Regions from separate parts of the Mus musculus genome. Here region 1 is linked to region 2. A link is a loop called in an ENCODE intact Hi-C map of the cell type or tissue named here. Cell type or tissue: left cerebral cortex. All regions are shown on one strand. Links, peaks and the distances in the headings refer to the core of each region. The heading gives the core; the rest is flanking DNA. Region 1 has its middle 12 kb from the start of Inpp4a. Region 2 overlaps Inpp4a (inositol polyphosphate-4-phosphatase, type I).

Region 1 (8,813 bases), core at 491-8,490, 110 kb before region 2:
CCAGGAAAGAACACAACAAACCAGAATCTTCTGCGGCAAAACTTTATTGCTTACATCTTCAGGAGCAGGAGCGCAAAACCCCAAGCCCCAAAAACGAAAGCCCCCTTCTAAACGAAAGCGAAACCCCCCGTCCCTATTTAGGAGAGTTAACCTTCGCTTAGGACGCATCACTCCCTGATTGGCTGCAGCCCATGGCCGAGCTGACGTCACGGGAAAGGCAGAGTACAAGTAGTGGTAAAATACCCTTGGCACATGCGCAGATTATTTGTTTACCACTTAGAACACAGGATGTCAGCACCATCTTGTGACAGCGAATGTGGGGGCGGCTCCCAACACCTTCTCAGTCTCTTGCCTTTCCTTCTTGAAACAACTTTAACTCTCTATCCTTGATATCTTCAAATTCACCCTGGCTAATTAATGCAGCACGCACTGGACAGGAGGGCACATGCATCTCCTCGTAACACCAAATTCAAGGCCCAATCCTGTAGTAAGCAATTTCTACAAAGGACCATGTAGGCTTTTATGGCCTCTACAGTTACGTTGTCCAAATCCTTTCCCATGGCCCTAAAGGCCAAGTGGAAAGCCTGATCCTTGCCCTCCACGGCCTCATGGTCACTTCCATTCCTGATCCCTGGGAACTGCATCTGTTTCATTTATTATGACATGATTATCTCTGTGTAATGGGGGAAGTGTATTCCCCAGAAAGAGAGACTGAAAGTAAAATAGAAGAGACAACAGATCAGTGTCAGGGCAACAGCAGTCAGCAGCACACGTGGGGATCAATGACTTGGCGATGCTCCAGGGGCAGGAGGTGTGTCACTGTGTCACACCTGTCCTTATGCAGCCATGGTGGACCCAGCGTCACCCCATCTGAGGTGGAACATTCCCACCCTAGTCACCCAAGGTAACCCTGACAGCCAAGCCCTGAAGGTTGTTTTCATGGTAATTCTACATTCCGAAGAAGTTAACGATCAAGATTAACTACAATTGTGCTCATGTGTCTGGACCAAGTGAGAGCCACCAGCAGACTCTGGTAAGCCTACCTCCTGGCTCACTGTACCCATACACATGACAACCATGAAGCATACTGGCTCCTCACCCCTGACTATCCATCCATGTTAGGTGTTGAGGGTGTCTCTTCTTCTTCTTCTTTTTTTTTTTTAATGAGGCATCTGTGGTGACAGAGTAGAGTATGAAAACTTCACAGCTCCTTTGAAACTCCTGTGAAATAATCTTAAATCTTTCAATAAGGCAGAGATGGATAGATGTAAATAATTTTAGGAAAATATTCTCACCCCCGTCTACGCCTTCAAGTATGAAATATTAAAAGCATTACCTGATTACTTGCTTTGTTAAGAGAACTCTTACATTCCCAGGGAAATTTTCTCGGACAGTGATGAATGATACGTTGGAAGTCACCTGTGACATTTTCCCAGGACTTCTGGTACGGTCATTGCAGCACGGAGATCCTGTGTATCAGGTGTTCCTGGATGAAGCTGGCAGTGGTGAACCCCAGACCCAGGTGACTGCCGGCCAGTGTCAGCCCTGACAATGTGATTTGATTCTTCCAGCTGCTGCTTACGATTATGCACACTCCACACTGGTCACTCAACTCAGCATTCAGGTTTGGTGGCAATGCTGCGCTGTCTGATGGTTGAAGCGCAGCCACACAGTCCCTACACTTGTCAGAGAAGAGAAACGTGTGTGTGTGTGTGTGTGTGTGTGTGTGTGTGTGTGTGTATGTGTATACACGTGAGTGTGTATTACCTGTGATTATAGTATAAAAAAGACTGATAGGAAAAGAGATTTGTAGAGAATGTCTGCCAGTGCTTTAGGATGCCAGCAAGGGGTCTGGCTGAGCCACACATGTGTTCTTACCTGAAGCCTTCCTCTGTGTGGGGGACATGATTGAAAGCCAGGGTGGAGGAAGCGGAGTGGGAGAGCTGCTTTCCATACAAGTCTTAGGGTTGGGGGCTGGGAGCAAGGCGTGGTTGCTTCTTTTTAGTAATTAAGTCAGGGTTGCAAAGTAACCATTACGGTGATGTTATTTATAGAATTGAAGATGCAATGACTGATACGAAGTAAATTCCTAAGCATCTTAGGGTTAGCATCTAGAGTCACAGAACGAATGGAATGTCTCTCTCTATTGGAGGGAATTTATTGTGATGACTTACAGGCTGCAGTCCAACTAACCCAACAATGGTCAGCTGTGGATGGGAAGTCCAAGAACCTAGTTGTTCAGTCCCAAGAGGCTAGTTGTTTCAGCTGGTCTTCTGTAGAAGTAGACTCCAACAGATGTGCTGGCAAGTAAATGCAAGCAGGCAAAGAAGAGTGAATCTTCCTTCTTCTAAAGTCCTTATGTAGGCCTCCAACAGAAGGTGTGGTCCAGATTTAAAGGTGTGGATCTGGGATTTACTTTGTCCCAGGCTGACCTTGAGCTCAGAACTCTCCTTGTTTCAGTTTCCTGGGATTAAAGACCTGTACTACCTTGCCTGGGCCTAAGCTTTTCATGGCCACTATGCCTCAAGATCTGGATCACAGGTGAGCCCTTCAATTCTGGATTGTAGTTCATTCCAGATATAGTCAAGTTGACAACCAGGAATAGCCATTAAGTATGTGTCTCTCTCAATGGATCAGGTGGTTTTGATAACAGCACTAATGGTCACATCTGCTTTTCTCCTCCCTCCTACATATGTGAGGCTGTCCCTCTTTACCCTTCAGCCACCCATGCAGCTAGGCACCTTGAATCACCATCCCTGGCCAGGTGAATATGAGTGGATGTAGCGCAGGTTTCTCTGTCGGTGGATGTATGTTATTCTCTTTTGGTGGCTGATTTTGAGGTCCTGATACTGAAGAGCTGGAATCTCTGAGCCCTTGCTGTAGTCCTCAGAGATGTGTATGATGAGGGGCCAGGACAATGGTTTCACAGGTAAAGGCTCTTGATGCCAAGCCTGATAACCCAAGGTCAGTACTTGAGACCCACATTATTCGAGGAGAGAACCAAGCCCCCAAAGACACACACCCTCACTCACACACACTCTCTCTCTCTCACACACACACACTCACACACACTCATACACACATACACACTCACACACACACACACAAACGAAGACAACAAATGAATAAGTAAATAAATGAACAAAATAAGAAAGAGCATGCACCTGGGATAGAGAATAAACCTTCATGCTAGGAAGTCAGTTGTATTTGCTGTTAGAAACTATTTTTATAATATCTGCCTTTGATCTCTTTTAGGTGGTCATTTTAAAAATGGTAAGAGTCATAGCAGGAGATAGGCCTGCTTATTGTTTTGATTGTGGTACTGGCCTTACAGGCACGTGCATATATGCAAATACATCAAGTTGCATCCATTAAGCACGCGCACTCTTTTTGACGGTCGGTTTTACCCCTAACAGGCTGTTTTGAAGTCTGCCTTTTCACGTGAAGGAAAGCACATCCTGTGGCAACCGGGAAGGATCTATTTATAGTGGAACAGTGTCATTTTCATAGTTGGGTGTGGTGGCTCCTTCCTGTGACCTCAGCACTTGGGAGGCTAAGGCAGGAGCATCAGTTCAAGGCCATCCTTGGCTACATAGAAAACTTGCAGCCAACCTGGGCTACATGAGATTCTTTCTCATAAAGAAAACAAAAACCAAACTTGCCTCCTGAATCCGACTGCTCTGGCAGACCCTGCCCTTGTTCATCCAGGCTCCCATGGTGCACTCTGCCCATTCCGTGACACCTGAGTTCAGGGATCTCGTAATTTATGGCACAGCCAAGGGTGAGCTGAAGTGGGGAGAGAGATGTGGGATGAGGAGAAGGGAGCTTTGAGAGTGATCATTTTCAGGTAGAGAACTGACGTTTAACAAAATGACTCATCTTGTCACTAGGATACGCCTTCAGTATCACATGAGGGCTCTGGAGTTCACATCTGTGGCTAGCCTACACACACCTTCAAGGTCCAACAAGGGCTTTGGCACTCACGTCTGTCAGCTCTCTGCTAAATTGTGCTAGACGGAGTTGGATCCGCTTCATAAATATAAGCAGAATACATCCAAATGCTCTCCTTTCAAGTTTACTACAAGTCTACTGAAGACTTGGGAAAAAAATTTGTGGGTTGCCATTCATTCTTGTGTCATGGAATCAATCAAATTACAAGCTCGAAGGGAATACAATAGAAAATAACAGGCTGTGTTGACACTATTCTAGAGGCCTGATAGTGACTTTGTTTGTTATATACACATACCCATATATGTTTGGTTAATAGATGCACCGCCCTGTGGCCGGAGAAGTGGTTCCGTGGTTAAGAGCACTTGCTGCTTTTGCAAAGGACCACACTTCTGTTCCCTATACCCACATCAAAGTATCTGTAACTCCAGTTCCAGAGGGTCCTATGTCCTCACCTCAGAGAGTACCAGGCACACCCACGGGACATGGACATATATGCAGGTAAACACTCATACATTAAAAAAATGAATAAATAAGGCATCAACTGCAACCCCTGCTCCATATTATAGCCAATAGAATCTAAAAATACCTCAAGAAGCATTACACTTTAAACTTTTGTGCAGTTAGCAAGAATGAAAAATGTGATCAGGGCTGGGGTCGTGACTCAGTTGGTAGAGTGCTCTCTTGGCATGCACAAAACCCTGGGCACAATTCCCAGCACCCATAAATCACTCATGCAACCCCAACTCTCAGAAGTCAGAGGCATCAGAAGATGAGGAGTTCAAGGTCATCCTAACTACAAAGCAAGTTTAAGCTTATAAGACTTGATATGAGACTTTACCAAAACAAAAAACAAACAAACAAAAAAACCCAAAACCCTGACATTTGTAGGAACTTCAGAACTCGTCCCCCTCGCCCCTCGCCCCTCGCCCCCCCCCCCCCGCCCCAACCCTGTTCTTTGATTTTGATGCATGAGTTGAACGAAACTGCTTTATTTTTAAAAGCAACGGTGTGTTAGCATGCTCCCTGGCAACAGGATCGGCTGCCGTGTTCCCATGGCAACGGGATCTGCTTCCGTTCTGGTTCCTGAGGCCATGGCGTCTCTCCAGCACACCTGGATCATTGCAAAGCAACTGAGGATATCAGGAACAGACAGCATCCTTTCTAAGTAACCTGTCAAAGGACTGCCAGGTGCTGAGTCACAGAGATGAAGTGTCCTGCCACCCCCAACTTGCCAGTTTCCTCCACACTCAGGGAGGATCCTCTCCCTACCAACTCATTCCACCCCTACCTAGCCTCCTGTTTCAGACCAGAGGTTCTGTTTTACTTTAGAAGAGAATGAATTAGGACACACCCTTTGAAAGCAAAGCAAAACAGAGTGGATAGAAAAGGAAATAAAATTTATACTGAATAAGTAAAGAAGCGTTCATGTGACACCTTCTGTCTCTCAGACATTAGCGTGCATGGCACTCTGCCGGGGATCATGTGAGCAAGACAGTGTGTCAGAATAATCAGGTAGGGCCTGATGTTCAACATTTCTAGCAGGATTCCTGGTGACACTGCCCTAGCTGGTTCCAGAGCATATCTGGAGTAGCTCTTTAGTACTGAGCTTGGTCCATAGTTACAGCATGAAACTGTAACAGTGATGTGGCCTCAGACTCTTCACAGAACTAACACAGATACCAAACTCTAGAGGAAACGTATTACCTGGGAGGGACAGGGAGAGTCAGGTGAGGGTGCCTCTAGATCCAGCAAAGATAGCAGCAGGTGACTCTACAGGAGTGGCTTTTAAGGAGAAAAGGGGAAGTCTATGATAGCATGAGTCGGTGAGTCCCGATTGGACACGTTAGCTCGTATAGCCACATGATGGATTTTGATGGCTGGTCCTTGGGGATTGACCTCAGGAATGAGTAAGGCATAAGTAAGTGGCCAAATAAGGGAGTAAATCTTGGTGGCTGGCTTTAGGAATGTGGAAATGTCTAAGTAAGAGATTCTAATGGTTTAACAAGGGAGAAGAAGGGCTGGGCAGTGGTGGCCCACGCCTTAATCCCAGCACTTGGGAGGCAGAAGCAGGCAGATTTGTGAGTTCGAGGCCAGCCTGATCTACAGAGTGCATTCCAGGACAGCCAGGGCTATACAGAGAAACACTGTCTCAAAAAACAAAACAAAACAACAACAACAATAACAGCAACAACAACAAACCCAAAGCAAGGGAGAAAGATGTGGAATTACAAACCTAACACACTTTTCCTCCCCAAGTTGGTTTTGGTCATGGTCTTTCATGGCAGCAACAGTCTGCTGACTGGGTCAGTGTTGCTTGCTTCTAATGTTTCTTCTGGTAAGAAGACAGCTGTCAATTGTATTGAGAACCACTTATGTGTGATCAATTTGCTTCTTTCTGCTTTCAAAGCTTTCTCTTCCTTCATGACGCCGCGTGACAAGGTGTAAATCTTCTTGATGTCGTCCTAGAAGAAACCTATTGGCCTTTTTTGGATGTGGAGGTTAATATCTTCTTATCAAATTTGTAAAGATTTTAGTGGGTATTTCTCCAAAGACCCTTTCTCCATCCCTCTGCCCTCTCTCCTCCTGAAACTCCCACTGTACACAGCTAGAGTGTTTAATGGTGTCCCACCAAACTTTTAAGCTCTTCCTAGTTGATCTTCCTCTATGAATTTTCCTGTGTGTTTCCTCAGACGATGCGCTATCAACTGGCCAACCCTCTCGTTTGCTAAGTCTCTCTTTGGCTGACTATTTCTGGTTGTATTTCTGGAACTGAATTTTCATTTCAGTGATATCTCTTTAACTTGCAGCATCAAAATACAGTTCCCACACCTTTATACTCTGTTTTTGATGCATCTTCTTATATTTTTCCTTAGTTTTAAAGAAGTGGCTTTTAAGTTAGTTTTTTGACCATATTTATAACAGCCCATTTAAGATCTTTGTCTAGTAGACACAACATCTGTGTTATCTTCAGGTCTCTCTCAGCTACCTCTTAGCCTGTATCTTTTCTCGACCTGTTACATGTCTTGTAACTTCTTGTAAAAAAAAAATGGATATCTAAAATAATATGACAACTCTGGAAATATACGTCCCGTTTTCCCAGGGTCCACTATTGCTACTATTTATTTATTTGTTTGTTTGTTTATATTTTTGAGACAGGGTTTCTCTATGTAGCTCTGGCTGTCCTGAAATTCTCTCTGAAAACCAGATTGGCCTCAAACTCAGAGACCTGCCTGCCACTGCCTCCCAAGTGCTGAGATTAAAGGCCTGTGCCACCACCACTTGGCAATCACTACTATCTATTGTTTCTGCCTTTGGGCTTGCTTAGTGAGTCCTGAGGGTTAATTATGTAATCTATATTTTTATTCTCTCAACCATACTTTTATCACTCGTGGTCATCAATACAGCCACAGTCTTTATTGATTACTTTTCTTGTTACTTTGATCAAGTGCCTGACAAGAAGCAACTTAAGGGAGGTAGGCTTTATTTTGGCTTACTCGTGATTGAGAGGCATACAGTCTATCACTGTGGAGACAGCACAGCGGATGGCAGGAGTGGCTCATGGCTGTGGCAGCAGGAACTGTCAGTACCGATGGCTCATGTCAGAACAGCAGACCAGGAAGCAGAAAGGGAACCTGTGTCTAAACCTGAGAGTCTATGCTTCAACCTGTAAGCTACGCCCTCATGACCCGTTTCCTCTACAAAGGCCCACCTTCAGTAGGGCACCCAACTTTCTAAAACAATACTAAGTGCTCAAAAACTTGTATATATGATGACTTATACCTATAATCCCATCTCTTAGGAGGCCATGGCAGGACAATTGGCAGGAGCTCACAGTCATCATGGAATGCAAAAAGCCTTTCAAATCAGCCATGGCTGTTGTGGAGATAGTAAAACTGAGTAATAGATTTGGTCATCTCCCCCTTAAAATTATTATTATTGTTATTGGAGACAGGATCTCACCATGTAGCTCTGGCTGGCCTGGAACTCACTATGTAAAGCAGACTCTAACTCAAGGACATCTGCCTGCCTCTGCCACACAAGTGTAGAAAGAATATCTTGTGTATTGTATGGATGCATCATCTGTCAATAAAAAAGCCTATGGCCTATGGCTTAGGCAGGGAATAGAAGTGGGACATCTGGGAGGCAGAAAGGATTCTAGGATAGAGCCAGGCGAGAATTCACTAGGAAGATGTAACAAGACAGACACATGGTACCTGCTAAGCACAGGTAACCAGCCACGTGGCAGAATGTAGGTTAAAATAAGTTGTGATTCTAGTCGGAGAAGAGCCTAGCTATATGGCCAAGGTATTTGTAAATAGATTTGAGACTGATCCTTATTTCTGGGAGCGTGGGGCTGGGAGGAAGAATCAGGACTTAAGTTCAATACCCATGTGTGAGGATTAAAGATGTTTGGCATCTTCCCCAGCGGCTGGCATTAAGATCATGCCATCCATTCCCCGAACTAAGTTACTCCATATTGTGTAGAAGAGTGATTGCTCAGACTGTGCCTTTTTGACAAGCAACTTTTGACTCTGCTTTGAGGATGGAGGAAGACTATGGACCTCAGCGAACATGTCAACATCTGTCAGCACAACCTACGTGGCACAGACTGATAAAATAGATTGTTTCTCAAAGTAGGAAAGAGGTCACCTTATAAATTTATCAGGGTGGATTGGGACTGCAGGAGCACATAGGGTATTAAAATTATCTCAGGAAAAGCAGGCTTGAGGACTTATGGGACATACCACCATGAGGAAAGAGGATAGATTCCCTCAGAAGGAGGAGGAGACATACCACCCCCATCTCCTGTCATCTGACTCCCTGACCTGCATGCAGCAGGGACTAACAGGCAGGGAACTCCT
Region 2 (8,000 bases), core at 1-8,000:
CAGATGCTGGTTTGACTCTCCGCACTCACACTGGAGGGAGACGCCACTGTCTGACTTCCCTGCCTGGCCTGGTACTCATTAGAGCAGTCCCAGCTGCTGTCAGGCCCTGAGCTAGGGTCACTGTGGTGCTGTCACACCCTGTTTTAGGTGTCTTTGTGTCTTTGTGGTGGGCTTTCTCTTTGATGAGTTTTACGTTTGAGTTGCTAATGGCTGTAGCTGCTGAGCTGCTTGTGGGATGAAGCTTTAGAGAGCAGACCTTCTCCTCTGCCTATTGTCTCTTCATCTTCTACAACAGGCCAGCTGCAAGACCTTATCCCGTGGGAGATGTAGGGTAGGTCTGCTGTGGATCTTGTTTGTCTGGCTAGCCGCTCTTTGAGCTTGTATTAGATTGGAGCTTGCTTTGAAACACTGAGTGGCAAAAGTCTTAGCAAGATCCACAGACTGCATTTCCCTGTTTCACTTAGTTTGGGGTCTGGTTTGGCATTGTCAGGCTGGGCCTATCAAATGGGATGGAAACACAGAAGGAGAACCTGCCTTCTCTTGGATCTTGCAGCAGAGCAGGGCGTGCCCCTCAATGTTAGTCTGAGGGAACTGCTATGAAGTGGTAGCCCCTTTCGTAGGTGCCCTCGTGTGCTTCTGAGAGCCAGCCTTTCTATTCAGCACAGTCTAAAGGGTGACAGACATGCTGAGCAATGGACTAGTGCCTTCCCTCGCTGATCCATTCTTAGAATAGCATAGTGACTGATGGCTCTGCAGATGCACACACCCATTCGTGCCACTGTTTAGAGACTGGTCACAGACAGTCGCCAGTTAGATGTGGGGGCAGCTGACCTTTCCTGTCAAGTCAGAAAGCAGGCCTTCCAGTCCTGTCGTTTCTGTTTTTAGTAGAGCTCCAGTTATAGAAGCATAGATTCAGGGGTGCAGAGTTCCCAGGAGCCTTTGTATATTCCAATTCATATCCCATCCCATATGATCACCTGTGGGTGACAATGGGTATGGGGCAGCAAAGCCATGCCACTTAGATGCTGTCCCTCGAAGCTGTTCTCTTCTGAGTCTTCTTTTCCTTTTTGTATATGAACAGTCCCTGCTAGTCAGCTGAAAAACCCTGTCAGGTCAGCTTATCATTTCATAGGTGGGGAGACCTAGCCAGAGCTTCACACCCAGCTGTAGACCTGGGCTGGGAACCTGGCTCTGCAGATCCCTTCTTGTGGCAGGGACTGCTGTGTCTAAGAGACAGGAATCTAGGAGTGTATCTAGAAATGAAAAGACATGCCCCAGTGTTCTTGTGGTGGGAGAGGAGTTATACTATTGTGTCCAGGGACAAGGGGACTCTGGGTGGCAGTAGCTTTCCCTGGCTGGATTATGCTGTCCTTGTGCCGAGAAGGTCTAGCATGGCTTAGAAGGGATAGCTGGTCAGGGTCAGTGTGAAGCAGTGATGCCCAAAGGTCTCTAGAAGGAACTTCTCTTGGGAAAACACACAAGGGCCAGGTTCTAAGGGACGGCGGTGGGGTGGGGTGGGGGGAGGGCAGATGAAGCTCAGGTGGAGTTAACTTAGGTTCTGATACCATCTCAGCAGGACACAAAGCTGGAGAGCCAGGCAGTCAGGCTAGGAATAGGCTTGGAATTATTTTATTGTTGGTGTTCCTGCCAGACCTGTGGTGAGCTCTGTCCCTTTGAAGGTGCTGTCTTTCTGCTGGTTTTCCCTCTCCTAAGAGCCTTTTTCCTGCTGCAGGTCTGTCGCCGCCTTAACGGGGTCCGATTCACCAGCTGCAAGAGTGCCAAGGACCGCACAGCCATGTCGGTGACCCTGGAGCAGTGTCTGATCCTGCAGCACGAGCACGGCATGGCCCCGCAGGTCTTCACACAAGCCCTGGAGTGCATGCGCAGGTGAGTGAGGCTGCTGCCAGGCTGCATCTGCCCAGCCACTTGCTCTCCCTTTGCTGTGTAAACTGCAGATGAGCCCATGCCTCTGCTCCACATGGGGCCCAGACTTCCAGCACACTTGAGTTTGACCATTACTCACACTAATGGTCTTGTTAAACTCAGGCAGTATTCTCTTAGAAGGCTGGGGGGTGGGGGGGGGGCAAGCCAGCACTCTGAACAGAACTGAATTGGCCCAGTAGAGTGATGGGCTGGCTTGGGTCAGACCGTTCAACAGTGATGGGAGCCACCTGGCTGTGGGTGGGGTTTAGAGCCCACGCTTTCTCAGCAGGCAGCTGCTTTTACATCGTATGTTTGTATGCACTGTATACTTCCAAACTCCAGGGAAGGAACTGTGTCTGCAGGTTGCACTGGTTTGCTCTGCTGCCTCTCTAGTAGTGGACAGAGACTGCTCTCATGAGCAAAATGTCCAGTGAGTGTTTTATGGTGATAGCTGTCTGTGTGCCCTGGCCACCTCCCCCTAATAATGTCCTGATTCTGAGGCAGCAGATGTGTTTGCAGAATGAAACCCAGAATTCAAATTGTCCTCTGTTGATGGATGCCTTGTTTCAAGCACTGCTGGGAGCTCCCTGCCCTGCATACCAAAAGAAAGGATAAGAAACCGGTCCGGTCCTCCCGTCTCCTTTGATGTAGCCACCAATGCTGTTACAGTCTGTTTCCAACAGTCACTCTCCTGAGCGTTCTGCACCATCTGTCCTCTCACCGAGTCCTCGATGTGCTCAATCCTCTTATCCTTTCTGTATGTTTCTGCATTTGACCTTCTCACAACGCACAAAGGGACGCCTGAGCTCATGGCTCTTGATAGGAGCAAAAGTGGCGACATTCCATTCCTGTCTGTCTCCAAGTTCATTTAAACCTCCCTGTTAAAGCTGCTCGCTCCATGCCTCTGTGCCTGGTGATGGAAGAGCAACAGTCTGTGTCCAGACTATCCATAACCTTTAGCCTCAGCGCCCAATGTGATCCCGGTTCTGAGGGTGGCAGCTGCTCTGTGCCCCATTAATTGTGCAGTGTGGAGAAAACCTGCTCTAGTGAGCCACAGATGTCGGCTACTGAGGCCAACAGACAGGGGGCCCTGAGGTGATACAGCAAAGGCCAGGACCAGTGTCCTTCAAACGCATACCCCTAGGAGCCACTATCTCAATGGTACCTCCAACTGTATCCCAGTAGTAATGCAATAACTTACAGCCCAGTCATAGGGCTAATCTATTGATAAAAGCAAAGGCATCATGCTCCTGTCTCCTCTCGGTGGGGTGCACTAGCTGGGGCCCACAACATCCACACAGGAGTGAGCTCTAGTCTCTTTAGAGGCTACAGCATCCTGTCCCAGATTTACCTGTGCCTCATTCTGGGCATGTTTGAAAGTTTTGAGACCTTTTTTTTTTTTTTTTTTTTTTCTGCTTTTTGTTCCCAGTTCTTACCATTAATTGGCTAAAAGAAGCCAGTAACACCCTTGCCACAACTTAAAAAGGAAAAGGAATTGCTATGACAGCTGTCCACAGGGCAAGGACAAAATATAGATAAAATATAGGGAAGCTCTTTGTTAGATTATAACATGGATGGCCTCTGGCCTGCTCTCATTGCCCTTTAGACTCTACTTACGGTGTTCGAAGGCTCGTTTAGGTCGCTTCCCCAGACTTTTCCAAATCCCTCCTGAGTCTGATGATCCAAGACTCACAATACCACACTTCAGTGCATATTTGTGTGTGGCTCAGTTTTCTACTGCGATGACAGAATACCTGAGAATGGAGTAGAAGAGAAGAGGGTTCCGCTCGCAGTCTGCGAGGTTTGGCTGGTTTGTTTCTTGTCTGTGGTGAGGCAGATTCCCAGCAGAAGGGCATGGCCGAGAACAGATGCTCACACAGACCAGGACCCAGGGAGCGATGCAGGCCTGGGGCTAGACCCACCTTTTAATAGCACGACTTTGCCCTCGCTCGAGTAAATAACCTTCCATCCACACTCTGGCAAGAAACTCTTAACTAAACCCAGTGGGCCACATATTTAGGAAGGGACCCTTGAGGAGAAGGGTTCCTATATGAAGAGGGAGGGGCTTGGGGTGAGAATGACTAAAATTCATGATATAAATGTATGAACCTGTCAAAACAAATCTAAGGGCTGTTGAGATGACTCAGTAGATAAAGGGGCTTGTCACCAAGCATGATGGGGACCTAGGCTTGACCACTGGGCCCCATGTGGTGGAGAGACAGAACCAACTCTTCCAAGTCACACAGCCCCTCCCACCCCCGTGGCACATGCATATAAATGCAATTTAAAAGCGTTTAAAGACACATATTCTCCTGACCTGCATCCTCTACCCAGTCCTGTCTTCCACGGTTACCATCTCGCAGTCTGTTAGTTTCCTGATGAAGGCAGAGCCCTTGCCAGCCACTTCTCAGAAGTGAGCATCTTTGATCACTTTGAGCACTGCTTGCATTGGGGCCCAAGCCTTCAAGACATGACCCTTTGGTAGAGGAGACCTTCAGAGCTAGACTGGGACATCACATCGGGCACAGTGGTCTTTAGTTACGTCTTTGTAGATCTCTAGGGATTTGAACCCAGGCTAGTGAGCTGCACCTGCTCAGTGTCCTGGAACATCATGCTTGTCGTCACTGTTGCTCAAAGGCTGGTAGGTTAGGGCTGTTTTGCTCTACTATTTATAAAATAAGGACCCCAAGGTTGTGAGGAAGGAATGACCGTCCTAGGAAATCAACATATTTCATGCTCTCTCTTCTTTCCTTATTCAACCCACTCCTTGTCTATAACCACAGAATTTTCTGGAATCTAAAATCTCTACAGTGGGCACACTTAAGTTTAATGCTTATTTTCAGCAGCTACAAGGCAAAGCCTCTGCCTGTCCTGCTGATCTCAGCACAGGAACAGTGCTTGACACTGCCCCCTGCTGACCAAGACGTGCCTTTGTTTTGGATTACCCACATGGTGAGAGGAGGTCTGTTAGTCACCTGCAAGCACTGTGGCCACAGTGGTGACCGGCCCTGCAGCACATAGAGCCCTAAAGATAGCAGTGCATCCCTGCAGTGGCCTGAGTAGAGGGGAAATTTTGCTTCTCTTGCTGTCTCACTTGTGCCTTATCAGATACGGTAGTAAACGTGAGGCAGGAGCATAGCTGACACTGCAGAAACTCATGCTCCAGCACGCACGCACGCACGCACGCACGCACGCCCCACAGCATAGTAGTAGTAACAGTAATAATTGATCTGTAGTGGCTGCCACATGTGCAACAAGAATTCTGTACCAGGGCCCATTTCAAGCCCCCAGTGAATAGGAACGTGACGTTGGGTCTAACTTCAGCTACTTAGTTCCTGTAAGTCATGTGGGCTAAGCCCAGCACCCACCTGGCTGAGTCCGAGGATAATGGCACAGACAGACGTGGCCCTCTGTCCCATGTGAGGAACTGAAATTCACAAACAGTAGGCCCTCCTGGGCAGCCGCAGTGGCCTGGCAAGCAGCCCCGGCAGACACCGTGATCATCAGTAAGTGCTTGCGGCTTGCAGTGTTCCCTAGCTGTCATAGCTGCAGAAGGTGTCTTGAGCCCCTGCCTACTCGTGTGCACACTGTTCTCTCAGCGTGTCGGCCATGCCCTGGGGTCTGAGTCAGTGTGGATGTTTGTGCGGGAGGGATGTTGCTCCTCAGTCATGTGGTTCCAGATACCATCCAACCTCAAAACCGCTTTCCCTTTTTTGGTACTGGGACTTGAGCCCAAGACCTAGTGCCACTTAGCATAGTTCACCATTGAGCTACAGTCAGCCCCCAGGACATTGTTTCTTTAGCACTAAAAGAAGGAAAGATTGCAAATTTCCACTGTAAATCTGGTCAACTCCATTTGAAGGATCATCTTCTAGAACAGTCCATTTCAAAGTGGGGGACAGGGTTGTGTCACCCCTCTGACACTCTGAGAATTGAGGCAGGTGTGGGAGGACCTGGCCCTGGATTCACACCCAGGTAAATTACTTTTCTTTGTGTGGCTCAAAAGGCAGCTTTGTCCCCACGCCACCCAGGCGTCTGTGAGAAGGTCAAACCCCATGGTTCTTCATGTTCAGCTTGCTACTCAGAAATGCTCATCTGCAGCATGTGGGGCATGGCGGGTGGGCAGCAGGCGGGCGGCATGGAGCTGCGCTTGGCCAGCTGAGAGAGGGTGAACATGGACAACCATCCTTCAGCCTGCGTGTGTTTACTTTGGTGGATGCAGGATTCTTTTCTTATCTTCACTTCTCTTCTCCCCTTCTCTTCCTGTGACTGTGCTGGTTCTGTTTGGTCTTCTGTCCACACTTCTCTGCATCTCCTTTTTCTTTCTGTTGTGGCTCATTCCATTTTTTTTTTTTAATCTTATCTTTTGGTTCTCCTTTCTCCCCATACTTTTGGGGTAAACCCCATCGCATGTGTCTTTTTCTTTCTTTCTTGTTCTTTCTTTCCTTTTCCCCTTTTCTTTTCCTTTCTCCCAACTTTTTCCTTTTCACAGCATTGGAACACGGGAGGTAGTCACCCAGAAGAACTTGAGCGGCCTGGTGCCCATCCGAGACTTAAGGCTAGACCCCAGCCTTCTCTGTTCCATTCCTTTATTAGCTCTAAGCCCCAATCTACTGATTGTGTGGCTCTTTCTGAGCATAGCGTACCTGGTGACCAAATTGCGTTGCAAATAGATATCATTATGAAAAATTAGTCATGAGGCAGACAAAAGTGCCCGAATATATCCAGCCACCGTGTACCAAACTGGACAGAAGGAAGGTGTCAAAGCAAGGTCTGCCGAGAAATATCTCATGCCTTACAGTTTGATGTTCTGTTCTTCTGAATTGTATATACCTGCCAAATTCTTCCATCAAGAGGACTCGTTCATTTCAATTGTGTAGCGTCTTCAGTGCTTGTAACATGTTCTTCTGGTGCCTGTGACTGCAATATTTAGCTGGCCTGGGATTCCTTGTACCAAATATCTTCTGATGTATAACTATTTATTACCTGTACATCTTGTGTGCCCTGTTTCAAGAGAAAGGGATGCTGTCTGAAAAGAATTTGTATATTTGATACTATTCCTTAAGTGTATCGATAACCTTCCTTGCCTTTTAACGAAAAAGAGATGCTTATCAACCAGTTGATCTAGATGCCCCCATGTAATAGGACTGTACTTCCTACTTACCTTTCACAGCGTAGTCCTGGGAGTGCAATAGCAAACAGTCTGCAGAGTAACACTTGTTCACCTTCATTTCTTTCCCCTGGGTGACGATGCAGCTGTGGATGCAGGCATACATGCCACCGAGTCCAACACATTACCTGTTGCATGTGACTTCAGGGTTGTTCCTAATCCAAGCACTAGTGAGGGGTATAAACTTTTTCTTGAAATAACATTTTTTAATTTAAAAACTGTATGTTTAATTCCAGATAAAGTCTAGATATCTTTTTTTTCTTTTACTATTAAGTAAGGTTAATAGTGAACAAAAATAAAAATGTCCTAAAACAACACTGTGGGTTAAGTGTTGGCAGTTGGGAGACTTGGGGCTGTGAGGAAGAGGAGTCACTCTGGTTTTGCCGCTGCTGCCCTTCTTTTGAACATGGTACTGCTCCTAAAACAGGGTGACTAGTAACCCTGACATTTATGTGTGTCAGAGAGGACTTGTTCTCTATAAAAGTAGCCCACTAGCCTTGTGTGAGACAGTGAATGGCTTCTCCTTTGTCTAGTTCATATTAGGCCATGTTTCCGATTTTGACCTCCAGTTGGATGAAGGGAGTTTCTTTTCTTGAGTCTTGTGAAAAACCTGGAGTGCCTTAGAGAAGCCAGAGTTTCTAGTACTTGATATTCTCATGTTCCCAAACCCACCCACCATAAATCTAGCCCTTGCATTCTCTCCCCAAGATCCCCTGATCATACTTGGAGGATTTCCCCTGGGCTGGATTCCTCTAAAAGAGTAAGTAAAGTCTAAGAGCCGCAGAAGCAGTTAGTAGTGAAAACCAGATGCCAGACTGAACCTATAAATTGGGCTGGGTAAGCCTGTCCTTTGCAGATCCGAGCACTGCAGGATCCCAGGGCAGGTCTCACCTCTGTGTCTCCACAT

Evidence for each region. A loop is a pair of places that touch in the nucleus more often than their neighbours do. Peaks named below come from ENCODE experiments on the same cell type or tissue, not always from the same donor. Only the 100,000 strongest peaks of a DNase experiment are listed, where the experiment ranks them.
Region 1: it touches region 2 in a loop (2.5-fold over the local background); 36 of 42 quality-filtered maps call a loop at or near these places.

What each region holds. Positions count from the first base shown.
Region 1 is chr1:37,283,295-37,292,107 of GRCm38, forward strand. No RefSeq gene overlaps it. Among named protein-coding and RNA genes, the nearest start is that of Inpp4a, 12 kb to the right of the region's middle. In left cerebral cortex, for the core only: no CTCF peak of the experiment used is centred there; DNase peaks (open chromatin) are centred at 5,082 and 5,388; H3K27ac peaks cover 628 bases.
Region 2 is chr1:37,397,034-37,405,033 of GRCm38, forward strand. It overlaps Inpp4a (inositol polyphosphate-4-phosphatase, type I), which reads left to right. Exons shown (of 26, transcript NM_030266.4): 25 at 1,733-1,887. Among named protein-coding and RNA genes, the nearest start is that of Coa5, 29 kb to the right of the region's middle. In left cerebral cortex, for the core only: a CTCF peak has its summit at 4,840 (motif pointing left); a DNase peak (open chromatin) is centred at 4,838.